Regions from separate parts of the Mus musculus genome. Here region 2 is linked to region 1. The links are chromatin loops, found by intact Hi-C in ENCODE. Cell type or tissue: heart. All regions are shown on one strand. Each heading gives the region's core, and the rest is flanking DNA. Links, peaks and the distances in the headings are about the cores only.

Region 1 (8,000 bases), core at 1-8,000:
GAAGGGGCCATGTGAACAGGGTTTTGTAGAATCCAAATGAGTTCATGAAGCATAGAGAAATCGGTGTTGGGAAAACAGTATTTACAGGGTTAGAGGTATAAGAGAGTCGACTGTGGCTGTGTCCTGAAGGTCTGAGATTATCTGAGGGTTAGAGCAGAAGGTCAGATTGAGGAAACACTTGGTTCTGCAAGCCTGGCTAATAAGTCCTCTTTGAAAACATTCAGGGAACCAGTGTGAAGAGACAAAAAATTGCAAAAAAAAATCAAAGCCATACGGAGAACGGGACATGGGCAGGAGGGGTTAAGAGTGAGGTGGCAAGAGAAGTGGCTACTGTGGCTGCTCAGGGGACAAGCAGGAGTGAGTCCAGCCCCCAGCTGTGGTGCAGCAGATTCTTAAGGGAAGCAGCAAAAATGGAGAATGGAGGGGCAAACAGGCACAGGCTGAGAAAAGGAGGGAATATTTAGAAGCAATGTCAGTCGTCCTAATTTGCGGATGCTGACACTGAGAAGGAGAAGGGAGACTGAGAATGTGAAGCAGGCCCTGACTGTTCACCGCATTGAGACAGAAGAAATGTAGGGAGAGGCAGAAGCAGAGCAGCTAGGAGATGCGTGCCTGTGGTCCAGGTGAGGCAGGTGAGTGGATTCCTCCAAAGAAATCCTGCAAATGGTGGATTTAAAGGAGGCTGGGAGAGTGTGTTTGCCAAAGAAATTGTTTTTGAGGTGATGAAACTATTTTAAAATTAGTTGTGCTAAGTTAAAAAAAATCGCAAATTTATAAACTTTAAGTGGGTAAATGATACAGTGTGTGAGTATTTTTCAATAAAATTGGTATGAAAACTGGAAAATGGAGATTTGGATTTGAGCAAAGACATTAACACACTGCCAACTTATAACACACACAATCTTACAAAGGGCAGGTTTACTTTGCTATGTTTCTTAATGCATCTAAACTGGTATATAATAATGCCAGTTGATGGCAGACTGCAAAACCTTAAAGATACATAACATGAATCTTGAAGTAACAACTAAGGCATAAAACAAAGAGCTATAGGTATAATACAACAGAAGAGACAAATGGACATAGAGACAATATTTAACTAATTCAAAAGTAGGCATAAAAAGAGGAAAGGGGGAACAAGGAACAGATTTGACAAATAAAAGCAAGGCACACTTTAATCACTTACATCTATAATCACAACAAACATCTAAACAACCCAGTTAAAGGGCAGAGAAATGTGAGACGAGATGGGGAAGACTTGAGGATCTTATATCCAGGAAACAGGTGGAACCACCCAGGAAAGAGTGAGGAGGAAAGTAACACAGGGGCCTCCAGGGACTATCTGGAAAAGGCTCTCTTGTTAAAAACAAAAATGCAGACTTTATGAAAACCAAGTGGAAGCACTTACAGGGCCCACGAGATTTATCAGGTGGAAGCTTGGGAGCCTTATGAGAAACATTTCCAGAGGGTTTTAGTGAAAAGTAGACAGATCTTAGGTGAAGCTTCAATATCTAATATCAAGCATCGATAGAAAAGATTAAAGAAAAGAAACAATTAACTTGTACTTTTCAACCAGTAATACTGCCAGCCTCCAGGCAGAGTGAGTGGGAAGTGTTACAGTGTGCTGTTGTAGTTTCAAGTATCACAACGATATGTGCCCATGTCAGTGTGTATAAAGAGTGCACAGGAACCAAATGACAGTGCTGGTAAAGAAAATGTTTTAAAAGCTGATTAGGAGCTGAGGCTGTAACTCAGTTGGTAATTGCGTAGTAGCATGCACAAGGCCTGAAGTTCAGTCCTTGGCACTGTGTAAACCAGGTGTGGTAGTGCATGCCGGGAAGCCAGCACTGCAGGAGGTAAAGCCAGAGGATAAGAAGTTCCAGGCCATCCTAGTCTATAAAGCGAATCTGAGGCTAGCCTGGACTACGTGAGCCTCCGTCCCCAACAAACAAAACCTGGGACGCTCAGCTTCTCTTACTGTACCCCAACCTTCTGAATAAATAAACATTTTACAGAACTAACTCATTTTGGAAAAATCTGAAGCATTATTTTTGTGAACAACTTTCCATCTCCCTCCATCTCCAAATGTAAGGTTTAGGAACATCAATACCAAAACCACCACCCTGCTTGCCTTTCCCAAACCTTTTAGCTTATGTTCTTGAGAACAGCAAAGACAAAGCCAGACAAAAACTATAAACACAAAGCAAGATGACAACAACCACAAAACTTAGACGAAAACCTCCTCCAAACAGCACTCAAAACAACAACAAAACCAACCAACCAATCAAACAAACAAACAAACTGGCCAGTGAGATGGTTCAGCAGGAAAAGGTGCTTGTCACTTATGCCATGAGTTCCATCCTTCCAAACCATGACAGAAGGTAAAAGCCCAGACCTGCTAGTTATCATCTGACCTGCGCACGCACGCACGCACGCACACACATATGTGTGCATGTGCAGACACACAGACACCAAATAAATGGGGAAAAGTTCAGTGGATAAAAGATATTATTAAAAAAAAAAGATGAATAGAAGTCAGGTGTCAACTGTAATTTTAGAAACAAGACATATTTTTGTTTTGTTTTTTGTTTTTGTTTTTTTTTTTTGAGACAGGGTTTCTCTGTGTAGCCCTGGCTGTCCTGGAACTCACTCTGTAGACCAAGCTGGCCTTGAACTCAGAAATCTGCCTGCCTCTGCCTCCCGAGGCAGGGATCAAAGGTGTGCACCACCACGCCCGGCTAAGACTTAAATTTTTAAAAAGCAAGAAACCCATTTGCTGCCTACCCTCTGCTAAAAAGCTGGGAACCTTGTAAATCCTTCAACAAGTGAGGCACTCCGAGAGAAGTTACAGGGAAAGAGAGAGAAAAAGCTCTGAGATGGAACGATGGGGACAGAGGATCCCTGGAGCAAACAAAACCTTTAGTGCTATGAAGGTGGCAGTCAAACGGATCAGCACATTACCTTGCCAGAAAACAAAGTTTCCGGACTCAGCGTGGCAGGCGGAGATAGGTGGGTGGTGGCTGACCTGAAGGAGACAAGGGACAAAACACAGTTTGAGTACAAGCTGCTATGCCTGCCCTTCCTTTCCCTTGAGCTGAGGAGTGAGCAAAGGGGCAGGGCTGCAGCTTGGACCCAGGTGTCCTCTAGGGGGCACTCTTGACATAGCCAGCTCCTCTACTCTGGAGGGAAGGAAGCTGTGGCTGGAAGCCTCCCAGAAGCTTGGCCCAGCCCTCAGGTGATGAAGACACAGGCATGATTTGAACAGTATAACATAAAGACAGGGATGTCTGAGGACTGCACCCTCCCAGCCAGCACTGTGTTTGATATGCTTTGAAAAGACCTGCAAGGATTCTGACTAAGCGGTCAGAGTCACTGTTTAGAACAGCTACTTCTTTTTTTTTTTTTTTTTTAATTAGGTATTTTCCTCGTTTACATTTTCAATGCTATCCCAAAGGTCCCCCATACCCACCCCCCCCAATCCCCTACCCACCCACTGCCCCTTTTTGGCCCTGGAGTTCCTCTGTACTGGGTAGAACAGCTACTTCTAAGTAACAAAATACGATGTCTCCCTAAGGGCTCAGAAAACTGAATCATAAAGTCCAGACTCTTAAGTCACTGATGAGGTCAACCCAAGATAGTTCTTAAAACAACAACAACAACATATATTTATTCATTAACTTATTGTGCATGTGTGTGTATATGTACGTACACACACTTACATACCATGGCTCATTTGGCAAGTGTGGAAACCATTTGTGGGAGCCAGTTCTCACCTTTCACTTTGTGGGTTCTAGGGATGGAACTCAAAGTCCAAAGGCTTGGCAGCCAGCACCCTTATCCTCTGAGCCATCTATCTCCCTGACCCCTTAGATAATTCTTAAGAATAATATCTCTGTCAAGCAGAGCTAACCACAGCCATTGAAGAAAGTTCACCAATCGTCAAGGGGAGAAATGTGTTGGGACTTCGGTGATGGCTCGATCCATGAAGTGACTGTTGTGTAAGTGTGGGGATCAGAATGTAGGCCCAGAACCCACACCCAGATGGGCATGCTGGCAGGCATTTGTCATCCCAGCACTGGGGAGAGAGAGACAGATGCTTGGGGATCCACTGGTCAGCCAGCCCAGGCCACTGGATGGGTACCAGACCACTCTCTCAGAAAAACAATAAAACTATGGTAGACGGCACCTGAGGAACCTCTCAAGGTTTTCTTCTGGTTTCCACTATGCACCCGGCAACACATGAACACACACACACACACACACAAATGCATACATATGTGCAAACACACATGAACACACAAAGGAAAACTGTGTTTATTTATCATCAATATATAATGAAATATTAAGTATTTACATCCTAGAAGGGATGATCTTCAAAGCAGACTGTCACTGGGGGCCCCCCATTGCTTTACCCATCAATTGAGAAGCTAAAAACAAAAAGGGGGGAGAGGGGCTGTGTGCCCTCTCTTCTTTATCTCAGTAGCACTCAGAGCCATGTGCTGTTGACACAGATCATCAGAACAAAACAAAAGCAGTCATATTGGCAGTGCTCTTCCAGAAATTTATCTGATTTCAATGGCTGTGAACAGAGACATCTTCTATTCGGAGTACCTACCCAAAGTCTTTCTTATGAACAAGATGGAGGCTGAAACCAGATGGGTCAGGTTTCCCAAACCACAGCTTTTAAAGGGATTGCAAAGTAAAACAGAGATCGGGGCCTCAGTGTTAAGTGGCTGAATTGTTCTCAAAAGCACACATTAGCGGCTCAGTGCACAGCTCTACCTGGCATGAGAATGTGTGTAAGGAAACAGGATGGTGGCGTAATAAGTCCACAGGCACTCATACGCCTTGCTCTGGGCCCACCTGTGCTGAGGAACCTGCTTTGCAAACCATCCCTTATATGGGTACATGGAGAGCTGCAGGGCTGAAGGATCCCCAGACAGCCTGCCACGGTGTTAACTGACAGACTGGGGAGCAGACAGAGACAAAAACAGCACCCACACCTTCAGATTCCTCAATGAGATCCCGGCTATGGGAAGGAGGAGGCGGAACCCTGCTGTTGCTTGATGTATCTTAGTTCCCCATGTGCTGTCTGACTCAGCAAGACCCCTGCTTCTCTCTGGAGGTTTGGAGAGGACTTTTCGCTAGCTCAGGGACCCAACTCCTATAATCAAGGCAGTCCTCTGCTTCAAAGTGTTTTATCATTCCCCCTTCTCCCACGTGACAGCTCTCAAAATAGTCTAGTCAGTTTTTAAACTGCAGGATCGCATGCAGTTAAATCAGAAAAATTTAACTCCTCCAACCCCAGGTCTCTATTCACCTGACATATCTTCATTATGGAGTGTAGGAACGAGTAATACAGCGTCACCAGGAACTTGGGACACTTATGAAAATCACCGAATATAAACTTCAAAGCACACTATGGTATACAAACACCATGTGCCTGCTCCGTAATCATTTTAAATCTTATAAAACAGGGAGAAGCATGTGGTTCATATGGAAGACATTGGATTCCTCTCTATATAGGGAGAAGCATACTGCCCATAGGGGCTAAAGGAGATCCTGTGATATATACGTTTGATAAGAATACAGATATAGAGCAGTGGTGGCGCACGCCTTTAATCCCAGCACTTGGGAGGCAGAGGCAGACGGGTTTCTGAGTTGAGGCCAGCCTGGTCTTCAGAGTGAGTTCTAGGTCAGCCAGGGCTACATAGAAAAACCCTGCCTCAAAAAACAAAAAACAAAACAAAACAAAAACAAAACAAAAGAATACAGATATGATCTTTTAAAGCCACTATAGCAGATCAATAAAATGGTATTTGGTCAACTGCCTTTAGATGAACTGAAAATAGGTTTTTGTGTTTTTAACTTTTTAAACTTCTTTTGCATCAGTTTGTGTGTTATGTGTTAGCATGTGGGGATCAGTAGACAACTTGTAGGAAGGTGTCAGTGTGGTCTAAGGACTCGAACCCAGATCATCAGGCTAGGAGGCAGGCACCTTTACACTGAGTGACCTCTTCCTGGCCTGGGCGAGATGGAATTTTAATTGTCTTCACTAACCTTATTTTATAAGTTAGGAAGCAGGGGCTTTCAGCATAGAACCTGCTGCCTACCACCTTCCCAACCGATGTGCTATATCTGGTCCCAGACCCTACACTGTGCTCTCTCTCTGTGCACAGCAGGGACTGCATCCAGAGATGTCTCTCTTGTACTGCTTCAAGCCACAGCACACCATTAAGATGTCTTTTCATGACCACTTAAAGAAAAAAAATCTTTCTCTGCCTGCATCCATGCCAGAAACCACTGGAGAGAGGCGGGGCCAGCTGCCCCACGAAGGCAAGGTGTAGGGCCACTAGGAATTTGAGCATGCTCCAGTGAGTACATGAACAACACAAAATAGACCTTTCTCTCTCCCTCCTCCTTCCCCCCTTTTTTTGAGAGGAAAGGTCAAGGGGGGAGAGGACAGAGGTGGGAAGACTAGAATGTGAACACAATCAGGATACATGATGTGAGGACCCCCAAATAATCACTAAAAAAGTCACAGTCTACCTGCTGAAACTTCAAAATAGATACAGAATCTGACTACTTTTTCTCACCCTGACTGCTTATCCCTCATTGTGTCCTAACTGGATTCTTATAGAATCCTCCTAACAAGTCTCTCAGATTGTCCATTTCCACATGATCCACTTTCAAGGTAAATAAATATCCAATCTTTCTAACCTTTCTGTGCTGCATTTATTTCTTTGTAAAGCAAATTCAGAGAGCCTGTTTTGACCTCAGCATACTGATGCTAACATCTGCTCTCAGTATCTTCAGATGAGAATACTACAAGATACCAAGCAGTTTGAAAAGTCTAGGGCTTGTCCTTTTGAACGCACATAGAAAGGGCCCATTCACAGGCGATACTTGATCTTTGAGGTTGGAATCCTCTCTATGCACGGGAAGAGGTAGCCCAAACTGCTGAGTCTTTGGTAATTATTTAATCTTGATTCTTTGTTTTTGAAACAAGATCAATAGGTATCCCAGGCTAGCCAAAATTGTGATCCTCCTGCCTTAGCATCCTGAGTACTCAGATAACCTCATCAGTCTCTGTTATTATTACATCTTAAGCCATGAAAAAGAAAGATTGTAAAGGGGGATGGATTGAGGGTTCAGCAGCTAAGAGGTCTTGCTGTTCTTGCAGAGGACCCAAGTTTGGTTCCCGACACCCACACTAAATGCGCATAACTACCCATAGTTTCAGTTCCCAAGGATCCAGTGGTCCCTGTGGCCTCCAAGAGCACCTGAGCACACAAGTGTGTGCACACACATGCACATGAGCTCATGCACGTGCACACACGCAATCTTAAACTGGGGCCCCTACTCAAATCATTACTATGTTTCTTTGGACATCTGTACTGCTAGAGGTCACAGGAAACCACAGAATCCTCCCAAATTTTAAAAGCTTGTCACCTGCACATACTGGATAAGTATAGCCTCATGCTGCCTCCATGGGGCAGACGGTCTCCTGGGTCAGAAGCCGAAAAGCCACACAAGCAGGTACAGACATAAAATGACAAGGATGTTGCTGTGTCTTAGATATGCTACGCTAGAGGGCTTCATATAACAGTGAGTCATCTAGTGAGGACTTGCATAAGAACAGGAGGAAGGTGTGTGTGTGTGTGTGTGTGTGTGCAGAGCTGAGCTGAGATATACCCAGCACCCCATAAAAAGGAGACTCTGACCTGAACTCTGATCTACTTCTATGGCAGAAGGAAGGCACATCTTCACATTGAATACTCTCCTGTGATAATAATCCTGCTTCTCACATAATCTGCTAATGGGGAAATCCACCTGTCCCAGCAAATACATAGCAAATACAGACAGTGGTAGCATCCCAGTCCCAAGAGGCTCGCTTTTCTTGGGCACACTAAATGCAGCAGCCACTTAAGTCACAAGGCTAAAATCCAAATGGAGGATGTGGCTCCGCCTCTATCAGGACCAGTGGTCATTAGGACAGCAAA
Region 2 (9,274 bases), core at 717-8,716, 220 kb after region 1:
GGATGTATAGGGGGCTTTGGGGATAGCATTTGAAATGTAAATGAAGAAAATATCTAATAAAAAATGCCTAAAAACAAAACAAAAACACCAGTCTGAAATGGATGAGGGTTGAGTAGAGTGAAGAGAAAAATGAAGAATCGGGTGCTGATTTGTGAAGGTTGAGACACTTTTGATGAGAAATCGGAGGTGTCAAAAGTCAGCCAGACACAGATGCTGGAGTGGCAGAAAGAATCTGGGGGCAGTGTATGCTGATAGTGCAGTAAGTCGTAGGGCCATATTACGTTACCTTATTCTAGTTTCATTTCTGTTGCTGCTGACAGAAAGCAACTTAGGGGAGGAAGGAATTTATTTCAGTTCACAATTACAGGTGACAATGCGTCACTGCACTGAAGTCTCAGTGACATGAGCTTGAGACAGTGGGTCGCATCACACCCACATCAAAAGCAGAGGGCGATGAGAGCCTCCGTACTGATTTGCTTGCCTGCTTACGCTCAACTTCATTTCTCTCCTCATAATACAGTTCCGGACCCCTTCCATAGGGAATGCCGACACCGCAGTGGGCTGGGCCTTCAATTAACCTAATTAAGAAAATCCCCACAGACATGCCCGTGGGCCAAGCCAATGTGGACAATCCCTCATTGAGACTCTCTTCCCAAGGGATTACTACAGTGATACAATTGTATCAATTTGACAATTAAAGCTAACCACAAGAGGAGCTGACATGCCTAGAGAGGAAGGCCAGAGGTTTAACCTCTCTGGAAGGCCAGAGGTTAAAACCAGAAGAGTGCGACTGGGAGACAAGAGCGTTGCACCTGAGGGAAGGCGTTACAACCCAGGTGAGAGAGGGCAGTTCAGCTGTTCCACGGGTCTGGCAAGCAGTGTTTGCAGAGAACACTTCGGCAACAAGACTGACTAGGAAGAAAATGGAGGCAAGGAAGGGGAGACAATGAGTATATCAGATCAGTGCTTGCAGGAAGTAGAGAAATCAGACAGATTCTAGAAGTGAGACAGGCCGTGTGAAGGGGCCTCTCTGCAAAGGGGCGATAGGGCAGCGTGGCTGCTGCTAAGAATGATTCTCTAAAACAGAAAGAAACAATGGTGCTAGAGAATACACACTTCAAAACAAACATCCCAGTGTGTCAAAGCTCTTGGGATTTAGGACACGTGTCTGTGCCCATGTGCTTGCTTCAGAGCACCTGGAGTGAGAACCCTGCGGGTACAGTCCAGAGGGAGCAGAGCCAGATGGCAGCAACTCGATGCTTAAGCCTCTCCTGTGAACTATGACCTATTATAGCATGACATTTGGCAACAGAATTTTAGATTTAATTTTTGTTCTTCAATCCATCCCTTAAAAAAAAAAAATCTAAAATAGGAAAAGGACAGAAAGGTGCAAAGTAGAATGGATTGCTAGGATTCAACAGCGACACCTTGTGGTAGTGAGGTGAATGGCACTAGGTAATAAGTTCCTTCTGGCCGCACATTCCCTTCTACACCACAGAATCCAAGGCTGACCCCCTTCTAGTGTGCGTGTGCGTGTGTGTGTCAGAGGGTGTCTCTTCATATAGGCAAAGATGGTATTTTCCAATGGGGAAAGTGGGTTCTCAGAGTCACATTTAATAATTTAATTCTCTTCTGTGGGTTTGGAAGGCTGAGTTCCCACCTGAGTTTCTGAACTTGGGCTGTCACAATTCCTTTGTTATGTAAAGTCAGACAAGTCTCAGAAGGGACTGTGGCCAAAGTCTTGCCACAGGAAAAGGCACTTGGTCCTAGGGATTCCTGTTGTCTTGTAGTTTACAACCTCTCTTAAGATCCATAAAGAGAACTGTGGTTAATTTTGATTTTTTTTTCTTCCTATAGCTTAATGCTACAGAGGGTCGTGAGGTCCTGGAGAGATTCCCTGATACAGTAACTCAGACAGTTTAATTGGTGAGGGACAGATTAAGTTCTCAATATTTAAAATAACAAAACAAAAGTCCTGAAAAGAATGAATTGTGTAACTAGATGAAAATATTCAAAACTAATAAAAGGGGAAATTTGTGTAGCTGAAAAAAAAATGTTTCTGCCCTGACGTAATAATGAAAATACCAGAAAAGGTCATCGCTCCTATGGGACTATTATGGGATTGGGAGATCCGTGGGTGGCACTCGCAAATCAGCCTCACAGTTGGATTCTGAGACAAATTAAACCTGAGTCAGAGTCAGGGCGTGAGCCTCCACTATGCCTGCTAAAGGAGACCGCTTCTCAGCCCGTCCCAAGCCAGCATGGATTTTTACGTTAGTCTCCTCTCAGCCGGCTTCAGATACAGAGAAAAAAATGGTGTTTTGTTGGAAACTGTATTTTCTAGACTCCCCCCTCCCCCAAGTCAGCCCCTCTAGGGGTTTCCCATTCAGGTTCTGTGGAGGCCATTTGGTGACTGAAAGAAACAAATTACTGATACAAAACCATTTTTGCCCAGGGCTGGTCAGGGTCCCACCATCTATGCTTCTACCCCAGTACTCTTCAGTGTTCCTCGGCTGTGAAAATGCTTCCTAGCCTCCTCATGCTCAATGCTGATTGAAGGACCCTTACTAGTTTTCTTATTAGTAACACCCTGAATATATCTTCATTTTTACATCTGTATTGATCTCATAATTAAATCCTATGTTGAAAAAAATAATCTTAAAAAATAAATTTTGAAGTCATAAAAATACTTTAAACATTCTCCTTTTGAAAATTATTATTGCTTTGAGCTTTGAAAAAAAAATCTTAGAGGAAAACGAAGAGGTGGGGTTGTGGGGAGCAGGATACGCATGCTCCCCTCTCAGAGGACACGTTCAGGAGTTGCTGCGGCTTTGCTCCCTCCTCATTTTTGAGGTGAGGCCTTGCCTGCCTGCCTGCTTCTAGCTGAGCTTGCCCACGCATTTCTGAGCCATTTCTCCGGCTCTGTCTCCGTCTCTGTCTCCCACCTTGAGTTGAAGTCCTGAGAACCCAAGTGCTCATTATGACACCTGGCTTTTTCTTAGGTTCCGGGGACTCCTGACTCTGGTCACTGGGCTTGGAAGGCAAGTTCTTTACCCACTGAGCCATTTCCCTGGCTCCGCTTCTTACCGGCTATTCTTGTTTTACATAGTCTTTGTTTTTATATAGCTTTTACCTTGTCTTAAATCTAAAGTATGACTAAGAAACGGGAAGTGAGCGCTTGATAACCCGGGTACTAGGTGACTTCAAGACTTCTGACCCAGATATTCTGGAATATTTTATGCATCTTTGAACAGGAAACCCAGAAGTAAAATTTCTTGTCTGGTGTGACTGTTTTCTAAAAATTGTGATAAAATATAAAACTTATCATCTTAACCCTTCTAATGACTTGAAGGAAAATAATTATAAACCAGGAGCTCCATAAAAGAATATGATTGGCCAGGAAAGGACAACGCCTTAGCCACATTCCGGTCAGAACCCGACCGACCTGTGTCTGCTTTTGGTTTTCACCAGACAGATTTTTTCACAATTTAGAACAAAGCAGATTTGGAGACTGCTCTATTTGGTTACAGAGCGTGGGCTGCCACCGCCCGCCCCACTCCACCTCCCGCCCCCGCCACCCCCGTTCCTACTGTCAAGGTTGGAAACTACAAATCCTTCATTTAGATAAAACTGTAAAAGGAAAGCCAGAAATGCGATTTCTTGTAATTTCCATGCTGCCTGTAACTAAAAATAGACAAGGCGGAAAGCAAAGAGACCATGGCATTTAGCTCTCACTCTTTGCCTGGCTGGATTTAGAGTCCATCAGTAGCGGGAGGCACTCCTCTCCACCTCTCGCTGTTATAGGAGTGGATGAACTCGGGGAGAAAGACCGTCCCTGGGGTGAGTGGACCTGGCCGTGGCTGCACTCTGCCCCCGAAGAGAAGCATGTCAGCTCAGTACAGTATCCCCATCTCCAGTCCCTGGTCTGCCCAGATGTAAATCCCGCTCTGCTGCTTTCTTCCCACCGTTATAGACTGAACCCCCTGCGACCATGAACTGAAATGAATGTCCCTACTCATGTTCTGAAATGGCACCTCCGTCTCCTCCCAGCTCAGTGCTGAATGCTTTTCGTACCTGCAGGGAGTTCACCCATGCCTGGCAGCCTTCCTGGATTGCTCTTCTCCCACTACTATTTGAATCAACTGGTTTGGAAGTGAAAATCTGGCCCTGACATTTTCTACCAAGAAGAGTTCATGTCGCTTCGGGCGGTGGTGGCTCACTCCTTAAATCCCAGCACTTGGGAGGCAGAGGCAGGCCGATTTCTAAGTTTGAGGCCAGCCTGGTCTACAGAGTGAGTTTCAGGACAGCCAGGGCTACACAGAGCTACCCTGTCTTGGAAAACAAAACAAAACAAAACAAAACAAAACAAAAAAAAGAGTCCATGTCTAGAAAGTGAGTCTTTAGTTTCTGTCTGGTTGTGAACTTCAGTCAAGCAAAATGACCCCAGAAGAATAAACAAAGAGGGAAGGTTGGAACTGCTCTGATGTGATGGTAAAGGTCTATGAACCAGATACTGGGGTGCTTTTGAGGGTTCTGGCTCTTACACTGGGAAGGAATGGGTGATGGGCCAGGTGAATCTGAGCCTTCATCTTCTAGTTTCTGTGTTCCTAAGACACCACTTGCTGAAGCAAAAGAAGGAATGATTAAGGAAGGGGAGCAGTGTGTGACGTGTTAAACATCCAGAGCCAGGAATCCCGGCAAGAGACAAGGGAGAAACAGACAACCAGGCTAAAGACCTGGACTGGGGCGTCGGCAAGGAGATGGAGAAGAAAGAAAGAATACGTGGGCATTTCAAGAATAAAATCAACACGAATGGAGATGTACTGCACTGCAAGTGCTTTTAACATCCTGAGTTAGGATGGGCAAGAGAAAGCAGTCAGTTAGTAGATTCAGGCATTGTTCACTGTCCTAGCCTGTTTCTTGTGGCTGATAGCGCAAGTCCACAGACTGGGTGTATTATAAAGGAAAGAGGACCCAAAGTCAGGAGACGGTATCTGGTAATCATCTCCTTGCTGGCAGAGTTCCAAACCAGGACAGGACATTTTTTTTCGAGGGACAGGGGTCCATGTTGGTAACTCTTAAACAGTCATCAGTGTTTCACCATGGATGATCTGCCCTGAAGATTTTAGTCCTAGTCATCTTGTAAATACATCAAATAAAGGTTCTATGCTGCTTTGACTTTTTAAACCCTCCTTTAATAAGGGTTCTTAAATGCCTAACATTCCTTCCAGCCCACCAAACACCAGAGGTAGTGGAAAAGAACAGCTATTAGGATACAGGGGGAAGCGGACCTGTCTAGAAAATTGTTCTTTGGAGCAAATCCTGTGTTGTCAGGAAATCAGCAGTTCAGTTCACAGGAATCAGCAGCAGCAGCAACAGCAGCAGCAGCAACTTGATCCACTGGCAAACACTTCATGAATATTCCAGCAGTCCAGTTCAGTAGCGTCAAGGTAGTGAACATGAACTAGCAGCAGTGGCATGACCCAGCAGAAACAGCCAGGCCTCTGCCAAATTGACAACAGGAGTGACCTAGACCAGCAGGGATGCCAAGAGAAGTTCTCTGCCATGCCTCTCTCAATGAAGTGAAGATCAGTGAAGAAGATGTGAGATGAACTAAAAGTTGCAAAGCTAGCTATGCAAGCCTCCTGCCACTGTCTGTGGAGTCGTATTTATACTCTGTCCTCCCACCAGTCTTGCCTCACCACATGAGTCTGTCTTATCAAAACTCCACATGAGTCTATTAGCTGACATCACCCTGCCAATCTGCCCAAGTCCATGGAAGTTGCAAGAAGCCACAGGAACCTCATGAGAAGTTCTTTACGGAGTTTTTCTCTATGGTGTCACCATAAGTGGAGCTCAGCAACACAATGTAAGAGGAGCCAATACATGTGTGTGTCCTTAGTGAAGAATCCTTTCGTGTTCTTGCTTTAGCAAAACATCCTTTCACCTGTGTCCGATTTAGGAAAACACTCCTTCATGTGTCTGTCCCAGCAAAACACCATTGGACATAACTGGCTTTCCAAAGAAACCATAATTATCCACATCTGTTCTACCTCCTTAATGCCTCACAGTGCCGATGACATTCCAATATGAACTCCATCTGGTGTTTTAATCACATCATTCATCCTTCAACTCAGATTCATTCATGGGAAGGTAACAGTGACTGGTAAGACTACCAAAAGGTCAAGGTCAAGTATACATACCATTAGAATCCAAGACTAAGAGGTAAAAAAAAAATAAGAAGAAAGATATTTGAAGAAATAATGGGTGAAACAATTGCAGATTTAAAAAAACAAAACAAAACAAAAACACAAAAAGAACCCTGTAAGTATATATTAGGAGACTCAGCTATTCCCAAGCTGAGAATTATTATTATTTTATAATAAAATAAAATTAAAGTTCCTAGGCACTTTATCACTTAATATATGAAACAAACAAACAAACAGAAATCTTGAGGGCAGCTAGTAAAAAAATTAATACATTCTATACAGAGCCGCCATCCTGGCTTTCTCTCCAAAAACCACAGAGTCGAAAGGCGTCGGAACAACAGCATACTCTCAAGAATGAAGGTGAATCAAGTCTCTCAAGGAGGAAAGTTCAGGAATTTGCCTACAGCAGTTCCGGTCTGCCTGGTCTGATAGCTGCCAAGCTTTACAAGGGAACTAACCCCAGGGGAGAGCTGTTCTCAGACTGTGAAGAAAGGCACTGGAAACGCTAACTGCCTGTTGACATCAATGGTGTAGCTGCAGAAAGGAACCTTTTCTGTGTAAGTTGCTACTATGTAACTGTTGAGAGCAACCTGCATGTGTAACAGAATGCCGGGTATGGGAGTTGCAGAAGGTAATAGGGTATGTGCGCTTGCAAGGACATTTTGCATGGACTGCTACAGAGTTAACGCTAAGCTACAGAAGTTTGTATTTATGGGGATGGAATAGAGGGTTTGCGGAAGGGAAAATGAGAAGAGGATAACATTTGAAATGTAAAATAACATAACCAATGAAAAAAGACAACAAGAGACAGAAACACTGTTGTCATATCTTTGAGTCAAGCCTGGGCAAACATACAAAAACATCAAGAAAGAACATAAAAACAAACAAACAAACAAACAAACAAACAAACAAACATCAAGAAGCCAGGCATGGCTGTGCACTGTCTCCTATCAACACTCCATAGGCAGAAGCTGAGGGAAGTGGTCTACACAGTGAGTTCTAAGCCAGCCCATGTCACAACATGATTATTTTCAGGCTAGAGAGTTGCCTAAAGAGTTAAGAGCACAGACTGCTCTTTCAGAGCACCCATGCCAGGTGGCTTAAAACCACCTGCATGTAACTACAGATCCCATGATATCCCAAGGAATGCAATACCTTGTCCTGTCTCAATTTCATTTCTTTTTTTGGTACCAAATTATAAGAAAAGAAGGGCATTGTATTTAATCTCTGCCTAACCCACCGAAAGAAGTGCTCATGGTACTGTTTGAGAAGGGGGAACAGGAAGACATAGTCAGCATGAACACTTAGTGGTTGCACCAGCACTGTTGTGTGAAATTTCTCCTCTTCCTCCTCTGGAACTCGGAGAAGATCCCGTGTTGGAATCCATACTTCCAGGAAGTCAATGTTTGACATCCACCAAATTGAGCTCTTTCAGTCTATAGCTCCTAGGCTGAACCTTCTGGCCACTCAGCCCATCCACTCCGTCCCACACAGCCTGGAAGGTATCAACATGGTAGCTGTCCATCAAGGGGCCAATATAGAGGTTTGGGTAGGGCCAAGTCGCTACCATGTGCTTCACAATTTTCCTGCGTCTCTTAATGAAGGCCTCCTTGAACAGGGCTGAAGAACACTTTGGGCGGGTGCTCCAGAGCAGAGACGGCGGAGTCTTCATTACTCGCCAGTCCCTGGATGCCAGCTGTTGGAGCGTGAGAAGAGGCCGGGTGCTCATCCTTCCGGAGTCTGGTAGAACGGTCCAGACACAGACACAAGGTGACAAGTCTTCAATTCCAGCAGGGTGAGGCGACTCCAAGATTCCCCGAAGTTTTTTTTTTTTCCATTTTTTATTAGGTATTTAGCTCATTTACATTTCCAATGCTATACCAAAAGTCCCCCATACCCACCCACCCCCACTCCCCTGCCTACCCACTCCCCCTTTTTGGCCCTGGCGTTCCCCTGTACTGGGGCATATAAAGTTTGCAAGTCCAATGGGCCTCTCTTTCCAGTGATGGCCGACTAGGCCATCTTTTGATACATATGCAGCTAGAGTCAAGAGCTCCGGGGTACTGGTTAGTTCATAATGTTGTTCCACCTATAGGGTTGCAGATCCCTTTAGCTCCTTGGGTACTTTCTCTAGCTCCTTCATTGGGAGCCCTGTGATCCATCCATTAGCTGACTGTGAGCATCCACTTCTGTGTTTGCTAGGCCCCGGCATAGTCTCACAAGAGACAGCTACATCTGGGTCCTTTTGATAAAATCTTGCTAGTGTATGCAATGGTGTCAGCGTTTGGATGCTGATTATGGGGTGGATCCCTGGATATGGCAGTCTCTACATGGTCCATCCTTTCATCTCAGCTCCAAACTTTGTCTCTGTAACTCCTTCCAAGGGTGTTTTGTTCCCACTTCTAAGGAGGGGCATAGTGTCCACACTTCAGTCTTCATTTTTCTTGAGTTTCATGTGTTTAGCAAATTGTATCTTATATCTTCGGTATCCTAGGTTTTGGGCTAATATCCACTTATCAGTGAGTACATATTGTGAGAGTTCCTTTGTGTATGTGTTACCTCATTCAGGATGATGCCCTCCAGGTCCATCCATTTGGCTAGGAATTTCATAAATTCATTCTTTTTAATAGCTGAGTAGTACTCCATTGTGTAGATGTACCACATTTTCTGTATCCATTCCTCTGTTGAGGGGCATCTGGGTTCTTTCCAGCTTCTGGCTATTATAAATAAGGCTGCTATGAACATAGTGGAGCATGTGTCCTTCTTACCAGTTGGGGCATCTTCTGGATATATGCCCAGGAGAGGTATTGCTGGATCCTCCGGTAGTACTATGTCCAATTTTCTGAGGAACCGCCAGACTGATTTCCAGAGTGGTTGTACAAGCTTGCAATCCCACCAACAATGGATGAGTGTTCCTCTTTCTCCACATCCTCTCCAGCATCTGGGTTCAATTCCCTCCCCTCATATGGTAGCTTATAATTGTCTGTAACTCCAGTACCAGGAGATCTGATGCCCTCTTCTGGACTCTCAAGCACCAGGTATGGATGTAGTACACAGACAGACAG

Evidence for each region. A loop is a pair of places that touch in the nucleus more often than their neighbours do. Peaks named below come from ENCODE experiments on the same cell type or tissue, not always from the same donor. Only the 100,000 strongest peaks of a DNase experiment are listed, where the experiment ranks them.
Region 2: a loop joins it to region 1, with 4 times the contacts of the local background. A loop is called at or near these places in 41 of 42 quality-filtered maps.

Annotation. Positions count from the first base shown.
Region 1 is chr6:50,309,674-50,317,673 of GRCm38, forward strand. It overlaps Osbpl3 (oxysterol binding protein-like 3), which reads right to left. Exons shown (of 24, transcript NM_001347213.1): 18 at 2,959-3,022. Among named protein-coding and RNA genes, the nearest start is that of Gsdme, 52 kb to the left of the region's middle. In heart, for the core only: no CTCF peak of the experiment used is centred there; a DNase peak (open chromatin) is centred at 3,168; H3K27ac peaks cover 2,520 bases.
Region 2 is chr6:50,525,463-50,534,736 of GRCm38, forward strand. It overlaps Gm31279 (a long non-coding RNA gene), which reads left to right. Exons shown (of 4, transcript XR_377652.4): 2 at 7,828-8,004. Among named protein-coding and RNA genes, the nearest start is that of Gm26289, 9.9 kb to the right of the region's middle. In heart, for the core only: a CTCF peak has its summit at 1,424 (motif pointing left); no DNase peak of the experiment used is centred there; H3K27ac peaks cover 226 bases.